Linked DNA regions of Homo sapiens: region 2 is linked to region 1. Evidence: read pairs that join two places in POLR2A ChIA-PET (ENCODE). Cell type or tissue: OCI-LY7. All regions are shown on one strand. Links, peaks and the distances in the headings refer to the core of each region. The heading gives the core; the rest is flanking DNA.

Evidence for each region. Peaks named below come from ENCODE experiments on the same cell type or tissue, not always from the same donor. Only the 100,000 strongest peaks of a DNase experiment are listed, where the experiment ranks them.
Region 2: POLR2A ChIA-PET joins it to region 1 with 7 read pairs; 4 of 35 experiments call an interaction of 5 or more read pairs at or near these places.

What each region holds. Positions count from the first base shown.
Region 1 is chr6:155,155,535-155,163,588 of GRCh38, reverse strand. The region is part of intron 7 of TIAM2 (TIAM Rac1 associated GEF 2); the gene reads right to left. Among named protein-coding and RNA genes, the nearest start is that of CLDN20, 100 kb to the left of the region's middle. RefSeq lists an enhancer at 3,826-3,995. In OCI-LY7, for the core only: no CTCF peak of the experiment used is centred there; a DNase peak (open chromatin) is centred at 4,898.
Region 2 is chr6:154,705,677-154,713,730 of GRCh38, reverse strand. It overlaps the pseudogene LOC646274. Among named protein-coding and RNA genes, the nearest start is that of SCAF8, 24 kb to the left of the region's middle. RefSeq lists a silencer at 1,256-1,472 and an enhancer at 5,331-6,530. In OCI-LY7, for the core only: no CTCF peak of the experiment used is centred there; no DNase peak of the experiment used is centred there.

The DNA.
Region 1 (8,054 bases), core at 2,422-6,421:
GTAAGTATCTTGGAGAATAACTGCCATCTGTACATCTAAATAAAATTAAAGTATATGCAGCTGTTTACACCACAGAAGTTACTATGAACTTCTTCAAAACTTAAGTCATGAGTTGGTAAAGAAATGCAGCCAAACTCTGGGAGCCACTCTCCTTTCTCCCAAAGATATAAAATGCATTACCTACAAGTATTACCTTCATGCAAAGATAAGTTATTAATAATAGGTGAAGAGAGGCTCTTGTGACTTGCCAACACAGGGACTCAGCAGAAGAACGAGAAGAACAGAAAGCTGTGATTCAAAAGCTGTTGAGCGCAATCTCAACACTCAAGAGAAGGTCTGTAAGTGAACGCTTGTAATCAAGGATGCAGTGTGAAGAGTTAGGTTATTTCAGGTGCACCAGTTGCATCTCTAGTTCTGCCATGTTGCTGAGCACCCAGACAGATCCTAGCCTTTCACACCAAGCTTTCTAGGTGAATCCTTCATTCTGGATAAATAATACTTTGAAGGATTTCCAACACTGGACACTCTGCCCCCTCCAGTCTCTCCCCATAGACAAGTATTACAAATTCTGGGCATTCCCCAGACCTTTTCCAAGTTCTCTGTAGCTATTTCTTAGGTTGGTCGCTGCACAACTTTTCTGCATGAAAGAAAAACAGTCACAAGATCTAAACAAAGAATTTCTTAATCATCATCATTTGTCAGCAAAACAGTGACATTCCAAGGTGCATTGAAACAATGTCAACATCCATAAAGAATTTAACCTCACTCAAGATCCTGTATACCCCTATTAGCAACGTGGTGGCCTACTGGTATCAGCCTTGAATGGACAGAATGACCTGTTGGCTTTTAAAAATGCAGATGCCCAGGTCCTACGCCTGAAGATTTTATCCATTAGGTCTGAGGCCTAGGAAAGTTTACATTTCATGAGCACCTTCTGGGATTCTGGTGCATGGCCTTATTACTGATGACTCCTGTTCTACGCTAACAAGACAGTTCAAATTGAAACTGCAAGTCTCTTCCTGGTCCTGCCATATTAGAGAATTCCAGATTTCAGAGTGATGGATGGGCACAAACTGACACCTTACTTAAGGTTCAGTAAAAACTATCATCTCAGTTCTGTTTCCCAAACATCTTCTCTCCAGATGATTCCTGAAAGTCCACAATTATAGATGGATTCCTTTGTCTTCTAATAATATGTAGATATTTCTAGATTGGATAATGCATTAAAGTTTATCACACTCATTTATGCCTCACTGTAAAACAGTTTATCAGATATTTTCTGAAGGTTGTATGGAGGGTGAAGATATAAGAGGAAAGAAAATGAATGAGTCGGCAAGGCACAGTGGCTCATGCCTGTAATCCCAGCACTTGGAGAGGCCGAGGTGGGCAGACTGCTTGAGCCCAGGAGTTTGAGACCAGCCTGGGCAACATGGCGAAATCCTGTCTCTACAAAAAATACAGAAATTAGCCAGGCATGGTGGTGCATGCCTGTAGTCCCAGCTACTTGAGAGGCTGAGGTGGGAGGATCTCTTGAACCCAAGAGGTGGAGGCTGCAGTGAATTGAGATCACGCCATTGCAGTCCAGCCTGGGTGACAGAGCGAGACTGTCTCCAAAAAGAAAAAAAGGAAAGAAAAAGAAAATGAATGAGTCACTGGATACCAGAAGGTAAAGATGCCCATGCAATCCATGGTGGATTAAAAAGACAAAAAAGGCCGGGAGTGATGGCTCACGTCTGTAATCCCAGCACTTCGGGAGGCCGATGCGGGCAGATCATTGGAGGTCAGGAGTTCAAGACCAGCCTGACCAACATGGTGAAACCCCATCTCTACTAAAAATACAAAAAAAAAAAAACATTAGCCAGGTGTGGTGGCACACGCCTGTAATCCCAGCTACTCAGGAAGCTGAGGCAGGAGAATTGCTTGAACCCCGGAGGTGGAGGCTGCAGTGAGCTGAGATCGCACCACTGCACTCCAGCCTGGGCAACAGAGTGAGACTCCATCTCAGAAAAAAAAAAAAAAAGACAAAATAAAATAAAATTCAGGTCTATGCCAATCACCACAGGTTGGGGAAGAAGACAATCTCTTGTATTTGCACTGAATCCTGTAGTTTTAAAAGTATTTTTAACAGCACTATTTAATGTACTTATGTGACTACACATCAAAGCAGTACTGAGAGGTAAAGACAGTTTGAGACCAGCCTGGGCAACATGGTGAAACCCTGTCTCTACAAAAAAATGCAAAAATTAGCCAAGCATGGTGGCATGCACTTGTGGTCTTGAGAGGCTGAGTTGGGAGGATCACTTGAGCACAGGAAGCAGAGGTTGCAGTGAGCCAACAATGTGCCACTGCATCCCCAGCTGGGGTTATCAGAGTGAGACCCGATACCCCGGCTCAGATCGGGAATGAGCACACAGGGATACACAGGGAATCATAAAGTTTTATCAGAAACACTTTAATAATCTTCAGCACTCATAGACCTCTCCACCCAAATCTTGGGACAAAATACAGGTGAATTCAGAGGGAGAACATGGACCCAGATGCTTAGGTTTGTTGGAAAGTCAACAGGGCTGGGACACCCCAATAGCCCAAAGGAGACCTTATAAAAATCAAGACGTTTGTTGTCTTGATTGTATCTTATTAAGTTTCAAGACAACCAGTATCTCAATAAACTGTACACTGTAAAGTTCATTTAAAATTTAATTTAGTAGAAAATGCAAAGGAAAAGTAACCTTATGACTTCTCTATTTCAACAATGTTCCTTATCCTTCTTAACCTTATCCTGACTGGAGTGATTTTTTGTTTGTTTGTTTGTTTTTGTTTTTGTTTTGAGACATGGTCTCACTCTGATACCCCAGCTGGGGATGCAGTGGTACATTGTTGGCTCACTGCAACCTCTGCTTCCTGCGCTCAAGTGATCCTCCCAACTCAGCCTCTCAAGACCACAAGTGCATGCCACCATGCTTGGCTAATTTTTGCATTTTTTTTGTAGAGACAGGGTTTTACTATGTTGCCCAGGCTGGTCTCAAACTCCTGAGTTCAAAGCGATCCACCCGCGTAATGGTTAATATTATGTACCAACTTGATTGGGCCACGGGGTGACCAGGTATTTAGTCAAACATTATTCTGGGTGTGTCTCCAAGGATGTTCTGGGAGATATTAACATTTAAATGGGTAGACTGAGTAATGCGGATTGCCTTCCCTAATGTGGGTGGGCCTCATCCAATCTGTTGACCACCTGAAGAGGACAAAAAGGCTGACACCCCCTCAAGTAAGAGAGAACTCCTCCTGCCTGACAGCCTTCAAACTGGGACACTGGCTTTTTTTCCCCCTTGGCTTTGGACTTGAACAAAACATGGGCTCTTCCTCAATCTTGAGCCTACCAGTCTTCAGCCTAGAACTACACCATCAGCTGTCTTCATTCTCATGCCTTAGACTCAGACTGGAACTATACCATTGTCTCTCCCAGGTCTCCAGCTTACTGACTTACCCTGCAGATCTTGGGACTTGCTCTTCTCCATAACTGCATGAGCCTATTTCTTATAATAAATTTCTCTCATTCTCTCCCTACACAAACACATACACACACACCTCTTCAGGTATACACACATCCTACTGTTTCTGTTTCTCTGGAGACCCCTGACTTATATACAGCCTTCATCCCTATAGATCTTTGTGGCAGAGTAAGCCATCTTTACTCACGTATCTATTCCATATTGAAAGATCATAGTCATCTTATTTTTAAGGTCATGGTTCTTTATAGAAAGAATCAGTTCCAGAGCTTAAATGAAGATCTGTGGTTAAATAATCAATATGAAATATTTGACTTTTCTTTCCACAGACTCAGCAAAGTTGTAGAGAGGAACTTGAAAGAGTATTCAAGTAAAAGTACGGTGAGGCCCCTGATTCAGAAGCTCGGGTTCCTTAGAGGGAAGAAGAGGTACAAGTGCTGGACCCAAAGGCTCACAACAGACCTTATAGTATTTAGAAAGGCTGTTAACATTCACAATGAAATTGCAAGGGACTTGGTATTACCATACCTTCATTTCTCAGCAGTTGAGACTTAAGTCCAGAAGAGAAGCAATTTGACCAGTCATGTAAAAAGCTCACCCTACCAGACTAGCAGACCCAAAGCCGATTCTGATGTGAACAACATGTAGGGGACAGGGACCCTCTCAAGTAGCTATAACGGGGCCCCTGATTCCCAGGTCTTCTGACTCATAGGAAGATACCTGTGCACTATCCTCATAGTGACCTTAGCAACTTTCATTTACATTTTTACCTGTCCACTTTATGTCTGCCCATATACCCCCAGGTATTCTACAGAGAAGGAGGTAAGACTACCACACTCTCACTCAGTGGCCCTATTCATATTGAACACTTTACATTTCAATATCCTACCAGCCTTGACATTCAAAGCCAGCCCAAATTTAAAGTAATGTTAACTTGAAAGAAAAACATTTTATAACAATTCTTCAGAAGGTGACATAAAAGAAAGACAAAGATACATATTTTAAAGGGTAAAGGAAAAAAAGACAATCTTTTAGCTATTATGTATGTTAGTTTAGAGATTCAGTACAGTTCAATGATAATAATCACCAAAATAGTAATGTATTACCTGACCACATTTATCAAGGTGTTTCTGGAGATATTTTTTTCTAACATCAAAAACTAGAATGCCTAAAATCAGTTCCTTTTAATCCAAGACATCCCACCCCCTTTTCCTAAATTCTTTAAATACTGATAAGTTTCTAGATGTTTCCTTATTATTTAAAGATAAACATCAAGATATGATATAAAAAGAAAAAAAAAAACACTTGCAGCCTGGTCAACGTGGTGAAACCCCGTCTCTATAAAAAAACACAAAACTCAGCCAGGTGTGGTTGGTGCACACCTGTAGCCCCATCTATGTGGGAGGCAGAGGTGGGAGGATAGCTTGAGCCCAGGAGGTTGAGGCTGCAGTGAGCCGAGACAGGGCCACTGCACACTCCAGCCTGGGCAACAGAGTGAGACCCTGTCAAAAAAAAAAAAGTAAAAAACATAACTTCTATATAGATTGAGCTTTTGTTTCTTTTAATGCCCATGCTCAAAACATAAAAAAGACAAGACTGAAAAAAACTCACTCTGAGAAGGTTTTCATTATCTTTCATTGTGAAAGGAAGTTACTAATAACAAAATTACAGGGGAACACTCCCATTTTTAAACATTGGCACAAATTCAATGCAAAATTTTCCTCTTTATTGCTAACACAGCTTTACTGATTTAATGAACTCAGAAAGGTTATGGTCTCCTGTAGTAAAGTGGGAGGGAGAGGGATGAAGCCTAATGCTAAAAATAACAAATGAATAATGATTTTTTTTTAAAAGATGACAAGTACATTCCTGCCACACCCAGCAGTCCTAGAAAAATATTTTCTGCCATTTAGTCATTTAATCGCAGTAGTCATTTGCCTATTACTAGGTTTGTCCCATAAGATAATTCATGTTTCTTTCTTGGTGTAAGAAGCTGAAAAACTCCCGTTCCATGCTTTCCAAATACTAAAACCTATCTTCACAGAAGAACCAGCTAGTGACATAGATGACACTCAAGTTTAACAGTATTTAGAACAACCAGCTAAAGTAGAGAGATTCGGTTTTGTTCTGTTTTCCTTTGAGATATAATTCCCATACCCAAAAATTCACTCAGTTTTATAATCAATGTAATTCCCATCAAATCGACCTGAAAAATCCAAGTTATAAAAACAAGTAAATCAAGGATTCTATTCCACACAAAACAATTCATCACCTGGTTTAGTTAGCAAGCAAAGCACCATCTGATTTACCCAAGTCTTACGGAGCAGTAGCGCCTATGAATTAGGAGCAAAGATTTGTGTCCAAATCCCAGCTCTACCACTTACCAGCTGTGTGACATTAGCAAATGCACTTCTTGGTGCTCCAGTGGCGCAATCAGTTAGTGCACGGTACTTATACGGAAAATGTACTTCTCGTCTGGGTGCAGTGGCTCACTCCTATAATCCCAGCACTTTGAGAGGCCGAGACAGGAGGATCGCTTGCACCCAGGAGTTCGAGACCAACCTGGGCAACATAGCGAGACCTCGTCTCTATTTTTTAAAAAAATTTTTAATTCTAAAAAAAAAAAAGAAAGAAAAAGAAAAGAAATATACTTCTCCTAAGGGTCTATTTACTCATCCAACAAACGGGTGCTATATCTACATCTTTACCTTGCAGAGTTATTGTGAAATCACATATGATAGTGGCCTAAGGCAGAGGCTCTGATAAAACAAGGAAGGGGAGCATGAGAACAAGGCAGGGCAAAAGGAGGCGTTCTGTTAGACGGGGGTGAAGCAGGAAGGCCTGGAACACTGGGAAGTGGGGTGGTGGCTGACTCAGAGAAGATCTCTGTTTCCTGCAGTACAGAGGACAGCATCCCTGGACAGACGAGACAGAGGTGCTTCCACACATTCACTAACTCAAGCAAGGCATCGAGGGTTCAGAGATAAAAAAACAGACACGGTTCCTCCAGGAGCACGTATTTTATAGCAGGAGCAACCTTACACACGAAGAAATCATGACAAAGCCATGGATGACAGCAGTGGCACAGACATGGAGAACTGTGGGAGGAGAGTGGGGCTCCCTGATGGAGTGGGCAAAAGGGCGATCAAGGACAGCGCCTTGGAGGAAGCGACCCCTAAACCCTTCATGACAGTCGAGAAGGGGTGAGCCAGATGAAGAGGGCGGAGGGGAGCAGGGCACATTTGTGCACAGCACAGGAGTCCTCTCTGCCTGAGGAAAAACCCAAAGAAAGGAGCAGAAGGGTGGGCTCAGGGAGTTGCAGATAAAGGTCAAGGTGGGGAGAGGTTATCAGGGACTTTATCTGGCAATCACAGGATCACATGTGCTTTTTATTTTTTTACTTTATTTATTTATTTATTTATTTTGAGACATATCACTCTGTTGCCCAGGCTGGAGTGCAATGGTGTGATCTCAGCTCATGGAAACCTCTGCTTCCTGGGTTCAAGCGATTCTCCTGCCTCAGCCTCCCGAGTAGCTGGGATTACAGGTATGCGCCACGACACCTGGCTAATTATTTTTGTATTTTTAGTAGAGACGGGGTTTCACCACATTGGCCAGGCTAGTCTTGAACTCCTGACCTCAAGTGATCCGCCCACCTTGGCCTCCCAAAATGCTGGGATTACAGGCATGAGCCACTGCACCTGACCCAGATGTGCTTTTCCGATGCAACCCAGTCTGGCTGTTGTATGGAAGATGCATCAGACGAAGGGCGAAACCGGAGGCTTCTGCAGTGGTACCGGGAGGAGAGAGTGACAGACAGTCCTACTTCCCCTGTCTACCTCTCACCACCTACCTAAAACCACACTGCATTTGCTCCCACTGTGCCTTGGCCTGGAAGACCCCTCTCTATTCTCCCGGTAAACTCCTCATTTTTCAAGAAGCAACTTGGCCTCCCTCCTCCAGGGTCTTCCATGACTGCACATGAGGCTATATTTCCCATTTCTGTCTTCCACAGCACTGGAATGCCACGTGCACTGAATCACTGTGTTATGTTGAAATTGTATGCTCAACTGTCTGTCACCTGCTAGACTGAGAGCTCAACTGTCTGTCACCTCTCTCTAGCAGGTGCCACTGTCACTGAAGGCTCTAGCACTCTCTCTAGCAGTGCCACTGTCACTGAGGGCAGAGACAGTGACTTCTTTGAGTCTCCAGTCTGTGCACATTTGCCTGACCCAGAGTATGCACCGAACAAACGCTCATTTAACTAAACCAAACATTCTTATTCTCCTAACAAAAACATTTCCAGGCTGGGAGCGGTGGCTCATGCCTGTAATCCCAACACTTTGGGAGGCCAAGGCGGGCAGATTGCCTGAAGTCAGGAGTTCGAGACCAGCCTGGCCAACATGGCAAAACCCCGTCTCTACAAAAAATACAAAAATTTGCCGGGTGTGGTGGCGTACGCCTGTAATCCCAGCTACCCAGGAGGCTAAGGCAGGAGAATCACTGGAACCCTGGAGGCAGAGGCTACAGTGAGCCGAGATCACA
Region 2 (8,054 bases), core at 2,545-6,544, 450 kb after region 1:
ACCACTCTTGGGTTTAATTATTAGCCAGAAAGACTCACAGAATTCAGAAAAGCCACCATGCTCACAGTTATTATTTGTTATGGGAAAAATAGATGTCAAATCAGCAAAGGCAAAAGGTACATGGAGGAAAGTCCAGGAATGAGCTTCCAGTTGTCCATTCCCACTGGGGCCATGTGGACAACACTAAATTCTCCCAGCAACAATATATCACAAGAAGCACAAAATATTGCTAGCCATGCAAGCTTACTTGAGTCTTAATATCCAAGGTTTTTTGAGGGAGGTAGGGGTGGTCATGTAGGCATGGAGTGTCCAATAGCTGACCTTAGTTATTCTTGCTCTAGCCCCTCCAAAGGTCAGACTTTAAAAGCCTGGCCTAAGGCACCCACTATAAATTATATTATTAACAATGCTAACAATGCCTGGGTTGCCCCAAAGCCCTAGGTAAAGGGCTTTGCATATTTCAAGGGCTTAGAAGTCATCCTCCAGGATCCCATCAAGGGCCAGAACTTTCTTTGGAATGTGCAAGGTTTTTTTGTTTGTTTGTTTTTGAGTTGGAGTCTTGCTCTGTTGCCCAGGCTGGAGTGCAGTGGTGTAATCTCAGCTCACTGCAACCTGCACCTCCTGGGTTCAAGCAAATCTCCTGCCTCAGCATCCCGAGTAGCTAGGATTACAGGCACCCGCCAACATGCCCAGCTAATTTTTGTACTTTTAGTAGAGATGAGGTTTCACCATGTTAGCCAGGCTGGTCTCGAACTCCTGACCTCAAGTGATCTGCCCACGTCGGCCTCCCGAAGTGCTGGGGTTACAGGCGTGAGACATCATGCCCAGCCAGAATGCGTAAGGTTTGAACACCCAAAACTTAAGTAAGTCAGCCCTTCACTTCACAGTGACACGAAGTGGGAGAAATATAAATCAACAGAAACAAGCCCAAGCCTGGGCAACATAACAAGATCCTGTCTCAAAAAAAAAAAAAGAAAGAAAGAAAGAAAGAAACAAGCCCAGAAATGACAGGCATAATTATAACAGCTATTCTAAATACATACATGGATTTAAAGAAAAACCTGAAAATAATGAAGAGGAATGAATGGAAACTATAAAAAAGAGCAAGAGCTGGGTGCAGTGGCTCATGCTTGTAATCCCAACACTTTGGGAGGCCGAGGTGGGAGGATCACTTGAGCCCAGGAGTTTGAGACCAGCCTGAGCAACACAATGAGACCCCATCTCCACAAAAAGTAAAAATATTTGCTGGGCGTGGTGGCACACACCTGTAGTCCCAGCTACCCAGGAGGCTGAGAAGGGAAGATCACTTGAGCCCAGAAGGTCAAGGCTACAGTGAGCTATGATTGCACTACTGCACTCCAGCCTGGGTGACAGTGAGACTCTTGTCACACACACACACACACACACACACACACACACACAAAAGAATAAAATGAAACTTCTAGAGCTAAGGAATAAAATATCCAAATTACTTCAAAAATTCAATTACTTTGGAAAATTAAGTAAATGGAGGATGAGGGTAGCCAGGTTTCTCACTGGTGGAGCGGGAGTTTACACATAAGCAAGTGAAGGAATACAGTAATATGTATATTTCCTTCCAAGGGTCTATTTCCTTAAGATGACCTAGAAGCAAAGATACCCCAGTATACTCAATAAGCACACCTAATGCCCAGATCTTGGTTTCTAAAACTACCGTCCAGTGAAAGAAACCAGGTTTCCTTGGAGAAATGACCGATTCTAGGACTGGGACACAGAATATATAAGATGAACCTGGAACATCTTGTAGTGCCAGAAAAACAACGAGGTGCTAAACACACATATCAGCACGCAATGAAGGGTACGTCAAAGCAACACAGGCGCCAACTGAAAGTGCTCCCAGTGGCCAAAGCAGAAACAATGTAAGAAATAAAAGTGGTTTTTGTTTTTGTTTTTGTTTTGAGACAGGGTCTCACTCTGTTGCCCAGGCTGGAGTGCAGTGGCACAATCTTGGCTCACTGCAGCCTTGACCTCCTGGGCTCAAGCGATCCTCCCATCTTAGCCTCCTGAGTAGCTGGAACTACAGGCACACATCACCATGCCCAGCTAATTTTTTGATGTTTTGTTGAGACGGGGTTTCACTATGTGGCCTAGGCTGTTCTCAAACTCTTGAGCTCAAGCAATCCTCCCTCCTTGGCCTCCCAAAGTGCTGGGATTACAGGCATGAGCCACTATGCCTGGTAGTTTTGAATTATAATCAAAATAATAATCACATTCATAGAATGAAGAATCAGTATTGTTAAGATGTCAGTTTTTTCCAAAATGACTTAAAGTTTCAATGCAATCTTTAAAAAAAGCAGTTCCTTTCCCCTAGTAATTGATTGGCTGATTCCAAAGTTTATATGAAAATGAAAAGGATTTAGAATATCTAAAACAATTTTAAACAAAATTCAGAGGATTTTACTACCTGATCTAACAGATTATTATAAAGGTAAAGCATCAGGACAATGTGGTATTACAGCATGAACAAACCTATATATCAATGTAGGAGATTGGAAAATCCAGAAACAGATACAGCCAGAAATATATCCCATAAATATAGATATAGCCATACATGTGTAGTTAATTTATTTTCTACAAAGGTAATAAGGTAATTCAATGGGGAAAGGATAGTCTTCAGTAAATGGAAATAGAAAAAACAGCTCTCCATATAAGGAAAAAAATGTGCCTCAATCCTTACAATACACAAAATCAACAGGCACACAAGCAGGTACAGGGAAGGAGGATGGGGCTGGGAACCAAGAGGACCATCTCATGGAGACCACAACCATTGCCACTTCTGACTACAGTAGTCTCCCCTTTATCTGCAGTTTCACTTACCTGCCATCAACTGGAGTCAGAAAATACTAAATGGAAAATTCCAGAAATAATTCACAAGTTTTAAATTGTGCGTTACTGTGTTGTAGTATAATGAAATCTCATGCCCTCCAACTCTGCCCTGCCACACCCACCACAGTGATCATCCGTTTGTCCAGCTATCCACACTGTATAGGCTACCTGCCTTTCAGTCAACTTAAGTAGCTGTCTCGGTTAACAGATTGGCTGTCAAGGTATTGCAGTGCTTGTGTTCAAGGAAACCTTTTGTTTTGTTTTGTTTTGTTTTGTTTATTTTGTTTTTTGAGATGAAGTTTCTCTCTTGTTGCCCAGGCTAGGAGTGCAATGGTGCAATCTTGGCTCACTGCCACCTCTGCCTCCCGGGTTCAAGCAATTCTCCTGCCTCAGCCTCCCGAGTAGCTGGGGTTACAGGCATGCACCACCATGCCTGGCTAGTTTTTTGTATTTTTAGTAGAGATGGGGTTTCTCCATGTTGGTCAGACTGGTCTTGAACTCCTGACCTCAGGTGATCCACCTGCCTCGGCCTCCCAAAGTGTTGGGATTATAGGTGTGAGCCACCGCGTCTGGCCTATAAATTATAATTTATCATAGGTATGTATGTATAGGGAGAAAATGTAGCATATATAGGTGCTATCTGAGGTTTGAGGCATCCACTGGGGGTCTTGGAAAGTATCCCCTGTGAATAACAGGGGACTACTGTTCTTCTCTGGTTTCACCATTCCTTCTCATTCCCCTGTTCATTTCCAGTTCTCTTCATGTGATTTTCTTTGGTTTGATTTTAGACATTGCTATACTATTTCTTTTTGTTGTTGTTGTTCACAGAACTTCAATTCTCTATTAATCACAGCTTGCTCACAAGAACATACAGGAAAATTGCACTAAGAGTAAATACGCAGGTGGCTACCTTCAGGAGTTGGGAGTTGGGTACTTTTAGTGGGTAACTGGTAATTCCCTTAGTTGGCATGATATTCTGCCCAGCCCCTTAACGGCTCAGCCCTCACAGATAATTTTTTTCAACACTTTTCCTGTTTGCTCCGAGAATACTCACTGGCAGTGCTTGTTGCTTCAGCATTTATCCTGAGATAACTTTGCCAGGAAATACCTCATTTTTATTATTTTCACATCATTCTTTGGAAACAAAAGACATCATTCTATTTATAGCATTCTGTTTTTAGTAGTGGTATTTCCATTTACAAAATATAATAATTGGCCATCACTGAAAATGTCAAATCCTAGAAAACATAGCATTCCTAGGAGTGAGGTTCACATCTCTGGAACAGTTGTTGGACAAAGATTCATTTAGTGAATCCGATTTTTCTGAAATAGATGATTCTGATGATTCAGACAATTCTAATGTTAGTTCTGCTTAGAAATAACTCCAAGAACAGTTTTTATATTTTATTTTTACATTGAACATCAGTTAGATTTGCTCCAACCTCAAAGAGCATGTTTATGTAAAATTAAATGAGGACTGGCAGCGAGCTGCACTTTTTTCTCTAAACGGGAAAAGGGTTAAAAGGCAGGACTGCTTCACACTGGGGAAGAAAGACCAGCTTGAGTAAAAGTCTGCAGTGTTTTTTATCTTGTTTGTGTGTGTATTTAATGCAACAACCAGCTCACAGTTTCAAAGTGGGAAAATATTCAGTCGCATCATGTACTTGTACTATTGGTAAGAACTTAAAATGAACATCATCAATCATGGAATCCACAAATAAGCTACCTGACACCATAAGTAATTCATTCCATCAGAAGAATGTAAACAAGAGAATTCAGCCCAGTTGATAAAGAGCAATTTCACAGATGCTTGAAACATTAAGATTTGGATTTGTGTTCAGCACTTTTAAGGTTCACCTCTTTGCTTCTACCCAGACTGATCTTAGATCAGTCTTTTTGTCCATCCCTTTCTAAAGCCAAAGCACACTGGTTGCACATAATCTAGTAGAAGCAGAAGTGCTATGGTTGGTGGTTTTATTATTATTATTATTATTATTATTATTATTATTATTATTATTTTGAGATGGAGTCTTGCTCTATCACCTAGGCTGGAGGGCAGTGGCACAATCTCTGCTCACTGCAAGCTCCGCCTCCCGGGTTCACGCCATTCTCCTGCCTCAGCCTCCCAAGTAGCTGGGACTACAGGCACCCGCCACCATGCCTGGCTAATATTTTTTGTATTTTTAGTAAAGACGGGGTTTCACCGTGTTAGCCAGGATGGTCTCGATCTCCTGACCTCGTGATCACCCGCCTCACCTTCCCAAAGTGCTGGGATTACAGGCGTGAGCCACCATGCCCAGCGTTTATTATTATTATTTTTGAAACAGAGTTTTGCTCTTATCACCCAGGCTTTAATGCAGTGGCGTGATCTCAGCTCACTGCAACCTCTGCCTCCCGAATTCAGGCGATTCTCCTGCCTCAATCTCCCAAGTAGCTGGGACTACAGGTGCGTGCCATCATGCCCAGCTAATTTCTGTATTTTTAGGAGAGACGGGGTTTCACATGTTGGCCAGGATGGCCTCGATCTCTTGACCTCATGATTCGCCTGCCTCAGCCTCCCAAAGTGCTGGGATTACAGGTGTGAGCCACCGCTCCCGGCCTTGTTTTTTTGTTTTTTTTTTTTGTTTGTTTGTTTGTTTGAGATAGTCTTGCTCTGTTGCTGAGGTTGGAGTGCGGTGGCATGATCTCTGCTCACCGATACTCTGCCTTCTGGGTTCAAGTGATTCTTGTGCTTCAGCCTCCTGGGTAGCTAGGATTACAGGTGTGCACCACTATGACTGGCTAATTTTTGTATTTATAGTAGATACGGGTTTTCGCCATGTTGTCCAGGCTGGTCTCGAACTCCTGACCTCAAATGATCCGCCTACCTTGGCCTCGCAAAGTGCTGGGATTACAGGTGTGAGTCACTGCATCCGGCTCCACATTTTTTTTTTTTAATTTTAATTCTGCTTTGTTAATGAGTCCTTTGTAAACTATGTCATACATTTCCCATACCGATACTGCGTGACTCATTATAATATGGGCAGTGGGTTTACTGATGGTGCAGCATGCCGTACCCTCCTCCACTTCAGCCAGACTGTTGAGTCTGCGCGTCCTTGTTCCTGCGCACCTCCGCGGCGTGCCTCCTTTTCCTTCAGACATAGTAGCAGCTAGATTAGCCTCCTCATTTTCCTTAATTTTTTCCACTTTCAGGATCAGCTTTTCCTCCACGATTCTGCTGAAGGTGTCGTTTTCCAAAGCCTTCTCAAAGACTTCTTGCTTGTATTCCCTCCTCTCTGCCAATGGCTTCAGCACCTGGACCTCCTCAGACTTCCTTCTTTCCTCTGCAGCCTCCAGTTTCTTCTGGATCTCCTTCAGGGACAGGTCTTTCTCCTTAGTACAAGCTAAAGTTCAACGGGCTTCCCAGAATGGAGGTGGTGGCCTTAAAATCAGCTTAAAAGCCTGGCCAAAGGCACATTTGTTGATTTGCTTCACTTTCTTTCTTTTTTTTTTTTTTTTTTTAGATGGAGTCTCGCTCTGTCACCCAGGCTGGAGTGCAGTGGCCCGATCTCGGCTCACAGCAACCTCTGCCTCCCGGGTTCAAGAGACGCTCCTGCCTGTGCCTTCTGAGTAGCTGGAATTACAGGTGTGTGCCAACATGCTTGGCTAATTTTTGTATTTTTAGTAGAGATGGGGGTTTCATCATGTTAGCCAGGCTAGTCTTGAACTCCTGACCTCAAGTGATCTGCCCACCTCGGCCTCCCAAAGTGCTGGGATTACAGGCGTGAGCCACTGTGCCCAGCCTGATTTGCTTCACTTTCATTTCAATTAAGTATAGATGTTGATGTTGCAAGATTCCAGGTAAAAACAAGAGCAGGGCCACACCTGGTGGTTCACACCTATAATTCTAGCGCATTGAGAGGCTGAGGTGGGAGGATCACTTCAGGCCAAGAGTTTGCAACCAGCCTGGACCACATAGTGAGACCCTGTCTCTACAAAACATTAAAAAAAATTAGCTAGACATGGTGGCAAACGTCTGTCATCCTAGCTACTCAAGAGGCTGAAGCAGAAGGATTATTTGAGCCCAGGAGTTAGATGCCGCAGTGAGCTATGATCATGCCACTGCATTCCAGCTTGGGCAACAGAGCAAGACTCTGTCTCTTAAAAAAATGTAAATAAAAGCAGATCACTGATAAGATGGACAGCTTCTTTAGTTTGCTTTGTAGGCTAGACCTCATCTTACTCTTAATTCCAGTTAAAGCCCCTGCTGTGTTTAATGAGAATTCCACTATATCATACAGGTCATGTCCTTATTTTCTTTCCCCTATTGCTGTTTTAGCCATTGTAGGAATGTGCAGATGCTGGTGGTGCAGATGGTGGTGAAGGCAACAGATCTGCCTTTAGCAGCCGTTGCTATGTCCACATTCTACTGGACTACATTTCTATACAACTATATCCTGTCTTTATTTGGGTACCTCCTATTCATTTTTCCTTTTGTCTTCCTTTTGGTTAACTGGTAAATACATACAATAAAGAATTTACCAGATATAATAGGTATTTTTTTTTTTTTTTGAGATGGGGTCTCATTTTATCACCCAGGCTGGAGTGCAGTGGTACAATCTCGGCTCACTGCAACCTCTGCCTCCCGGGTTCAAACGATTCTCCTGCCTCAGCCTCCCAAGTAGCTGGGATTACAGGAGCCCACCATCACGCCCGACTAATTTTTGTATTTTTAGTGGAGACGGGGTTTCACTATGTTGGCCAGGCTGGTCTCGAACTCCTGACCTCAGGTGATCCACCCACCTTGGCCTCCCAAAGTGCTAGGATTACAGGCATGAGCCACCGTGCCCAAAAAAATGTTTAAAAGAACACCTATAAAACCCACTTGAAGGGGATCCCTAAGATCCACCCCTTACGTTCAATACAGTCTTCACTAGGAGGACTCGCAGGACTCAGCAACTGAGCACTTGGCTGTATTCACAGCTAAGATTGATAACAGTGAAAGGATACAGAGCCAAATCAGCAAGGGAAAAGGCACACAGGCAAAGTTTGGAGGAATCCAGGCACACACTTCCAAAATTCCTCTCCCAGCGGAGTTACAGGGAATGCACCTAATTCCCTCAATGCCGAGTTTTAAAAACATGTGTGAAATGTTGCCTATCAGGGAAGCTCATTAGAAATTCAGTACCCATGGTTTTTAGACGGGGCTG